3 separate regions of the Mus musculus genome follow, and all the other regions are linked to region 2. Evidence: chromatin loops called from intact Hi-C (ENCODE). Cell type or tissue: heart. All regions are shown on one strand.

Evidence for each region. Peaks named below come from ENCODE experiments on the same cell type or tissue, not always from the same donor. Only the 100,000 strongest peaks of a DNase experiment are listed, where the experiment ranks them.
Region 1: a loop joins it to region 2, with 3 times the contacts of the local background. A loop is called at or near these places in 20 of 42 quality-filtered maps.
Region 3: it touches region 2 in a loop (9-fold over the local background); 20 of 42 quality-filtered maps call a loop at or near these places.

What each region holds. Positions count from the first base shown.
Region 1 is chr2:127,334,817-127,337,316 of GRCm38, reverse strand. Dusp2 (dual specificity phosphatase 2) reads right to left here and starts at 1,158. Exons shown (of 4, transcript NM_010090.2): 1 at 680-1,158; 2 at 419-540; 3 at 1-68. The coding sequence starts at 1,079. It overlaps Gm46762 (a long non-coding RNA gene), which reads left to right and starts at 1,766. Exons shown (of 3, transcript XR_003953899.1): 1 at 1,766-2,500. In heart, no CTCF peak of the experiment used is centred here; DNase peaks (open chromatin) are centred at 1,216 and 1,846; H3K4me3 peaks cover 1,837 bases; H3K27ac peaks cover 2,288 bases; H3K27me3 peaks cover 691 bases.
Region 2 is chr2:127,247,772-127,250,271 of GRCm38, reverse strand. It overlaps Ciao1 (cytosolic iron-sulfur protein assembly 1), which reads left to right and starts at 2,456. Exons shown (of 7, transcript NM_025296.4): 1 at 2,456-2,500. Tmem127 (transmembrane protein 127) reads right to left here and starts at 2,324. Exons shown (of 4, transcript NM_175145.4): 1 at 2,188-2,324; 2 at 1,463-1,780. The coding sequence starts at 1,706. In heart, CTCF peaks have their summits at 1,342 (motif pointing left) and 2,468; DNase peaks (open chromatin) are centred at 1,431 and 2,421; H3K4me3 peaks cover 1,458 bases; H3K27ac peaks cover 1,226 bases.
Region 3 is chr2:127,340,048-127,342,547 of GRCm38, reverse strand. It overlaps Astl (astacin-like metalloendopeptidase (M12 family)), which reads right to left and starts at 912. Exons shown (of 9, transcript NM_001291003.1): 1 at 797-912; 2 at 72-197. The coding sequence starts at 851. In heart, a CTCF peak has its summit at 1,188 (motif pointing right); a DNase peak (open chromatin) is centred at 1,177.

The DNA of each region.
Region 1 (2,500 bases), 87 kb before region 2:
CCCTGAAGATCTGAGGAGTGGTTGCAGCTGCCCAAGTACAGGTAGGGCAAGATTTCCACAGGACCACCCTGGAGGAGGAAGGGGACGGTGGTGAGACCTCACTCAGCCTTGTGCTGGAGGGCTTGATCCAGACATCTTGGATTGGCTAGAAACAAGAGAAGCTCTAGGCCTTCTGACCAAGGACAGAATTAAAAGTCTTGAGGCCACAAGGGGACATATGTTCAGACACTTTGTGCCACATATGCCTTAAAGTCTGTATGAGGATATATACACGTTCACACCATTTGCAGGTCACACAAACACTCTCCACATCTGGGAATGTATATTGGAACACACCCCTGTCTTTCCCCACTGGCGTTCTCCAGAGGCATCCCTCTAGAATGCACAATGAAGACAACAAATTCGAATATCAACTCACCTGGTCATAGATCGGAACCCTCGGGTCAGAGTTGCTATTTTCGGCCCCAGCAGGAGGCAGGGCCTGGGCAGGAGCTTCAGAGCACAGATCCGGACAGTACGTCTGGAAGCTTTTGAAACCGCCTGTGGGAAAGACAAGAAAGGGTATGATTAGCCAAGAGGTCGGGAACGGGGCACGGAACGTGGGACAAGGGGCTAAGAGCGCGGGGCGCGGAACATGGGAGAAGGGGCGAAGGGCGCAGGGCGCGGGGCGCGGGCTCACCTCGCAAGAAGCACACGGTCGTGGGTCCCCCGCGCATCTCGTGCTGCAGTGCGGCTAGCAGCAGGTGAGCGGGGCCGTCCGGCGGGAGCTCGGCCACAGACGCGCTGCTTTCATCCAGCACCACGGCACGGGCCAGCTCCCCGCGGCCCAGGCGCGCCCGGAGTGCGCGGTCGGGCAACAGACAGGCGAGGGCAGCGGCGGGGGTGCCGCGCGCACGCCGCCGCAGCAGCGCGTTCCAGGGCACCGGTCGCGCGGCGCGCACGTGGCTCCGGCAGAAGGCCAGGAACGGGCGGCAGTCGAGCAGCAGCGTGCGCTCGGCCTCCCGCGGCTCCCGCAGCAGCGCGCCCAGCGCCGCGCACTCTAGCTCGCACGCCGTCTCCAGCCCCATGGCGATCGGCATCGCAAAGCCTCCTGCTTCCGGATGTCCTCTCCCTCGGCTCCGGCGGCGCGGTGTCTGTGTGGCGGGAGCTGACGGTTCTGGGGGCTCTTCGTCGAGCCCGGGCTTAAATACTCGAGGGCTGGCCCCTCGGGTCACCATACAAGGGTAGAGCAGGAAGGCGCCGGTGCCCGCCCCCGCGGCTTCACGTGGGACTCTGGCTGGGCCGCCCCCGGGGCTCCCTGAGCGGACAGGGGGTGGGTGGGGCGGGGCATCAGGGGGAGGGACACGCGGGGGAAGAAACTGGGAACCAGACCGTGACAAGTGTCGGCCTGGAGTCTAGAGGCCCCACCCACGTCTCTCCAGTGTATATGCCCCAGTGCTCCCCACTCTTTGCCAGGCTTCAAGCCACTAAGTGCTTAGGAACTCAGCTCTCAGCTGCACCGAGCCTTTGAGTTACTCAGGTCTTCAGCTTCCTCACTTTTCCCATTTTCTCCCAGGGTTTTCATTCTAGGAATTTCGATAGCAAAAATGGACAAATTACCTGTTGCTACCCATAATGATACACTATTAGGAAAGACACCAACCGTCAGGAAATTGTCCTATTCTCCCATGTCAGGCCCAGGCCCAGGTGGAGGAGTCCTGGAAAGCCAAAGCCCTGGGGCAGGGGCGGGGGTGGGGTGGGGTGGGAGGGGCTTTAATGGGGAAGGGGCGCAGGGGCCTGTGACGAGTTTCCTCTTATGACTGGGACAGTTTCTTTCCCCAGGGGCCCAGGGAAACCCCCAAGAGCCTAAAAAGAAGTAGTTCCCATGCCACAGGCCAGGGCTAAAGAGGAACTCTGTTGACGATGCTGGGCTCTCCCAGGGCATAGCCAGGCCTGGCGGGAATTTCAGGGGAAGAAGGACTATTCACAGAACCTGTTCCCTTCCGACCCCTTAGGAGCTACAAACCCCTCTGGGACAGGCCCTGGTCCCACACCAAACTGTAAGAATGAAAAACTGGGTAACTCACAGCCATTCTGTGCTCCCCCACTCAAGTGCCTGCCCGCCCCCCCCTCCCGGATGTGGTGAGGCCCAGCTGCACGTGGGCCCCCCGGGACACTCCTGCGTTGGGGGCGAGAAAGTTGGTAGGTGGCTGAACTGAAGCAGGCGGGTGGGGACAGTGTTCAGAACCCAGCCTCCCAAATCTTTATTGCCCTGAGCCAATCCTCTGCCTTTACTAAGACCCTTCCAGCATCCCTGCAGATCCTTTGTTTCTTGGAGGCCTGTGGCTAGAACCTGTGGGGACCCCTAACATAAGGTATGGTAGGTATATAGGTGCTCGAGCAAAATATTATGCCTTTCCTCTTGATTTGGGGAACTTGGGGCTTGTGGGGGATACAGAATGCCAGGGAGAGCTACGAGGACTCCTGGACCAGGAGTCATGGACTTGTGTCTCAGTGGCAC
Region 2 (2,500 bases):
CATGGTATCAAAGCCACAAGGCCTGAATGAAGGTGAGCACAAAGAAATGGAAAGGCATCCAGATTCAAACTCCACAGCCTTTGCGCCATCAGGTATATGCTAAAGAACACCTCTAGCCAGCCTATAATCTTGGTCTTTTTTTTTTTTAAGGTTTATTTATTTATTGATTACATGTAAGTACGCTGTAACTGTCTTCAGACCCTCCAGAAGAGGGAGTCAGATCTCATTACGGATGGTTGTGAGCCACGATGTGGTTGCTGGGATTTGAACTTCGGACCTTCGGAAGAGCAGTCGGGTGCTCTTACCCACTGAGCCATCTCACCAGCCCCAATCTTGGTCTTAAAGAGACAAACTCAGGAAGAGGGTAAAAAATATCTCAACCAGAAGCTTTCATCCTGTTTTCTATAAAAAACCATCCTAAAGTCTTGAATGTGCAAATATGCAAAGAGAAGCAAGTTGTTCAAGAACTCACCTCCAAAGACACCACCAGGTGACAGGATAGGGCTTCTCAGCATAGACCTACAGCAGGGTTTTTATTTCAATGCAGAGGGGGGCGCTGACCTTTTCACCAAATCCTAGGGCCTGAGCCATTCATGAGACACCTTGCACATATCTAATAGGAACATACTAGAACTAAAGAGTGTCAAAGAAGAAAGGTGAGGACTTTTGAGACTAGTTCAAAGGACTTGAAGGCAACAAGATGTGACCATTGGGTCCCACTGACCACTTTTATGTTTAAAATCAGGAAGGACATTTCTGCTTTCATACTGCACAGCCTTTCTCCTCACTCCTAGAAACCGAGGAGGAGCTAGGAGGCTCCTGAGTCAGGCCCTCCTCTAAGCCCTAGACTCCTATCTCATCCAATAAACAGACCAGATGCTTTCTTCTGCCTGCTAGTCTGGGAAATCTGTTGATGAATAAAGCAACCGTCTTAATATGGCATACCTGTAAAGGCATGGAAAACCAAGTTTCAACTGTTGAAGGTGTTAATAGAACTGATATCTGATGACCTGGGATGCCACAAGTCCCCTCTATTGTAAATCCAATTATCATAGAATACTAAAATGTCTTTTACAATTGGTCACATTAACAGTTCTGATTTCTCCATCGATCGAGCTGCCCCAAACGACTATTCTGCATCTCACATGTCCGTTAGAAAGGGGAGGCTAATTGTAATACCTGACAAACACCCTTTTTTCTTCTACCTACCTCTGGCAGAAACCTAAAATAGCAGCAGTTTGGATTAGCATGACGGTGAGGAGTAGGTGCTTGGCTGAATAACATCAAAATTAATGAGAGGCTAGACCCCCAAACAGAGCCACCTGGTGGGCATGAACACCAAGCAAGAATGGGGCTGTTTCCTTTGACAAATGACTGCCTCTGGCTATCTATACTTCAGCCAGCCTCATATCTGTTCTGCACCGCCCCTCAAGCCAAGAGAGCAGGAGCTCAGCGCTCTCACCTTTTAGCAGATCCGGGTTTACATAGCCCAGCACGTCCGAGACCCCCAGCTCCTGGCGGGAACAGGTGCCTCCATGGATGTGCAACCAAGCGGGCTCCGCGAGGGCAGTGCACAGCGCTGTGATGGACAGGGCGCCAGGCAGGGCCGAGGCCAGGCTCCGCTCCGGCTGCTTGGGAAGAGCGCTGCTTCCCGGGCTTCTCCGCCGGCGCCCTCCCGGCAGCCCGGCACCTCCAGGGGCATACATGCCCGGGGCTGCCCGCTGTAGCTCTGCGGTCGTTGGTGGTGGCCGCCGACCTCAGCGGGGCGCGCAGAGCCTGTCTGTACCCAGGTGGAGAGCAACGCAATGGGCGGCTGGCCCGGAGCTGTCAGGGCCCGCACCAGAGACTGCGGGGTGGGACCCAGGGCTGAGCACAGACCAAAGGACTGCGGGAATTCGGGGGGCGGGGACCGAGGGCTCTGGATGAGGGGTGCTGGATCAGGGCTCGGAGATGGCAGGGGACTACATTGGCTGTAGACATGCCAGGATGAACGGGCGGAGGTACTGGGGGGCCGGGGGAGGGGATCGGCTACTGGCAAGGGGACCGGAGGAGACTTGGACCAGGGTTATCAGACAGAGGGGTGCTGAGGGGCGGAGGATGCAGCTGGGCCGCCGAGATCGGGAATCCGCACTTTGGGGTGCGACCTAAGCCTCAGTAACCCTCCCTACTCTAGTCCCTGCTCCTCACCGGTCAGCAGGCCTCAGGGCTGGGATGGCGCCGCTCCGCCCGGTCACAGGCTTCTTAGCTGCCCGGGCCAAACGATCCCAGGCCCCAAACCCGCAACGCCCAGACGGACCCTGGCCGATGCACTTCCGGCTTCCTCCAACCCCACCCCACCCCCGCCTCCTTCTTCTCCGGCCCTCCGCCCTGCCCTCCGTGCGCGTCACTGTGTGCGCGCGCCGCTTGTTCTTGCGCAGGGCATCAGGGTACTGGTAGTTCCGGACTGTCCCGCGAGGCTTCCAGTTACGGAGGATGAGGGGAGTGACTACAAGTCCCAGAA
Region 3 (2,500 bases), 92 kb before region 2:
GACATTTCCTCTCAATCTTTTCCGCATGTCCACATTCAGCATGGCTTTGGAGTGTGGCCCCGTGTTCTCACCTTGGTTAATTGCGGGGATGTCCTTGTCCTGAAATACCGGGCTTCCCTCAGGAGTGAAGCCTTCTGGAACACTGGTACTGCAGACTCCAGAACATCTGGATGCTGAGGGTGCTCCCATGCTCAAACCTGGCTCAGGAAGACAAGTGCAGACATATAGATGCCCCCGGGACTCCACTGTGAGCCGGGACAGCAGGCAGCAAAATCCAGCCCCTTCCAGGAGAGGCCACCCAGGATGCATTCCTGAAGCCTGCCTGGCTATCTCACTCATCATACCTGGTGACAAGGCCTAGATGCCTTCAGTGAAGGAGATCCCTTTAAGGGACTAACACTTGGCTCAGAAAGGCTAGGGCAGCCAATATGAGGCAGAAAAGAGGCACAGTAGACTTTAAATCTTCAGGCAGCACCAGAATCAAGGCTGGCCTCAGACCCTACTCTTGAACATTTCTCTCCACTCAGGCTGAGTGCCTGCTGCCCCAGCCAGGCTAGAAACTGGCTTACCTTAAAACAAGTAGGTATATGGTATGACACTTGGCAATCTGCTGTTAGGTGGGCCCTCTCTACTCCTACAAGTATCAGGAGGCCTCCTCCTTGGTTCCCAGGGGCTCACTCATAGGTACAACCCTACAACGCCATGTTGGAGCTGTGAAACTAAGTTAAGATTATCTTAAGCCACAGCTGCAGCCTCTGGCCTCTTCCCAATGTCCCAGAGACTGGAGCCAGCTTACCTAGCAAGGAGAGCATAGTTAATATCCAAGGCCACAGGCTTCCCATGATACCCATGGTGGGTCCTCACTGCCCTCTTGGCAAGCAACACACAGAAATGTGGCAGGGAAAGGCCTCCTTAACTCAGGGACTCTACCATCCACCCCCTTTAATAGGGGCTTCTCCAGCCCACACCTGCAGCCTCCCAACCACCTCCACCTGCAGTTCCTCCCAACAACTATCACCTGAAGACCTGCCCAGTCTTACCAGAGGACTCTACCCCTGTCCCCAGCCTGAGCCTTCTGGACCATAGTCCCATCCATCTTGGCTGAAGTGGGTAAAAAGTGGGCCGGGGACACAAAACAAATCCTTAGGATACCCTTGAGCAGGGTAGCTTCCCTGAGATTCCCCCTCCTGCCACCAGAGGGCAGAGAAGCATTGCAGCCTCATGTAGTTCATGACTTGGATTGAGATCCAGTCACTAAAAGGGGGCTTTCCTTTTCCTGTTCCACCAACTACCGGAGGGTTCAGACCCAGAAAATCTGCTGGGAAACTCAAGGCACCTCTCCCTATGTGGTCACCATACCCGTATAATCTCTCCCCTCCCCCCTCCCCTCCTCTATTTATACGAGAAAGGGTCTCATTAAGTAGCTTTGGCTGTCCTGGAACTCAGTATGTAGACCAGGCTGGCCTCAAACTCAGAGAGATCTGCCTGCTGCCTGTGTCTACCTCCTGAGTGCTGGGATTAAAGGCATGTGTCACTATGCCCAGCTATAAGCTTTTATTTCAGAAGCCATATAGGAAAGTACACAGGTTGCAAGACTCTGAGAAACTTCACACTGAACACCAGCATCATCAGCACCCAGAGACGCCCCCCACTGCAGAGGGGACACTTTTGAACTCTTAGACGCTCATATGACTGTGGTCCTTCCAATGCCACTGCCCACTGACATGATCGGCCAGGGCCCCTTCCCATTTCACTAATTCAAAATACAAAGCTCCCAGACTTTCTTCCTTTACATCCTGCCATCCAGAGACCCGGCCTGGATGGACAGCCTGGAACATACCAAGTCCACCCCCATGTTCAGTAAAGGAAAGCCAGAGCTCCACAAGGACCTGTTGGCATTCTTGCTGAGCCTGGGGCAAACATCTCTCAAGAAGTAGAAGCTAGAGCCAGACAGAGGGGCTATAATAAAAGCAGATGCTGCTGATGCCTGAGCAGAATCTAGACTGGTTTCCAGGAATCCGATGGATATGCTAATTATCTTGACCAGCAGACTCATTCCTTCACAGTGCTTATATATGTCAAAGCTTGTCAAGTACCTTAAACACTCCATTTTTTTCCCATTAAAAAAGAAGATGCCAGGGGTGGTGGCGCACCCCTTTAATCCCAGGATGTGGGAGGCAGAGGCAGGAGGATTTCTGAGTTTGAGGCCAGCTTGGTCTACAAAGTGAGTTCCAGTACAGCCAGGGCTACACAGAGAAACCCTGTCTTGAAAAACAGAAGAAGAAGAAGAAGAAGAAGAAGAAGAAGAAGAAGAAGAAGAAGAAGAAGAAGAAGAAGAAGAAGAAGAAGAAGAAAACGACGACATGAGTTGTCATGGTGGTTCACACCTGAAATCCCGTAGAACCGATTGAAAATTAGCCTGGGCTACATAGTGAGGGGCCATCTCAAAAATATATTTAAAACAATGACCTAACTACTTAAATGTGCTTACTAAAATCAT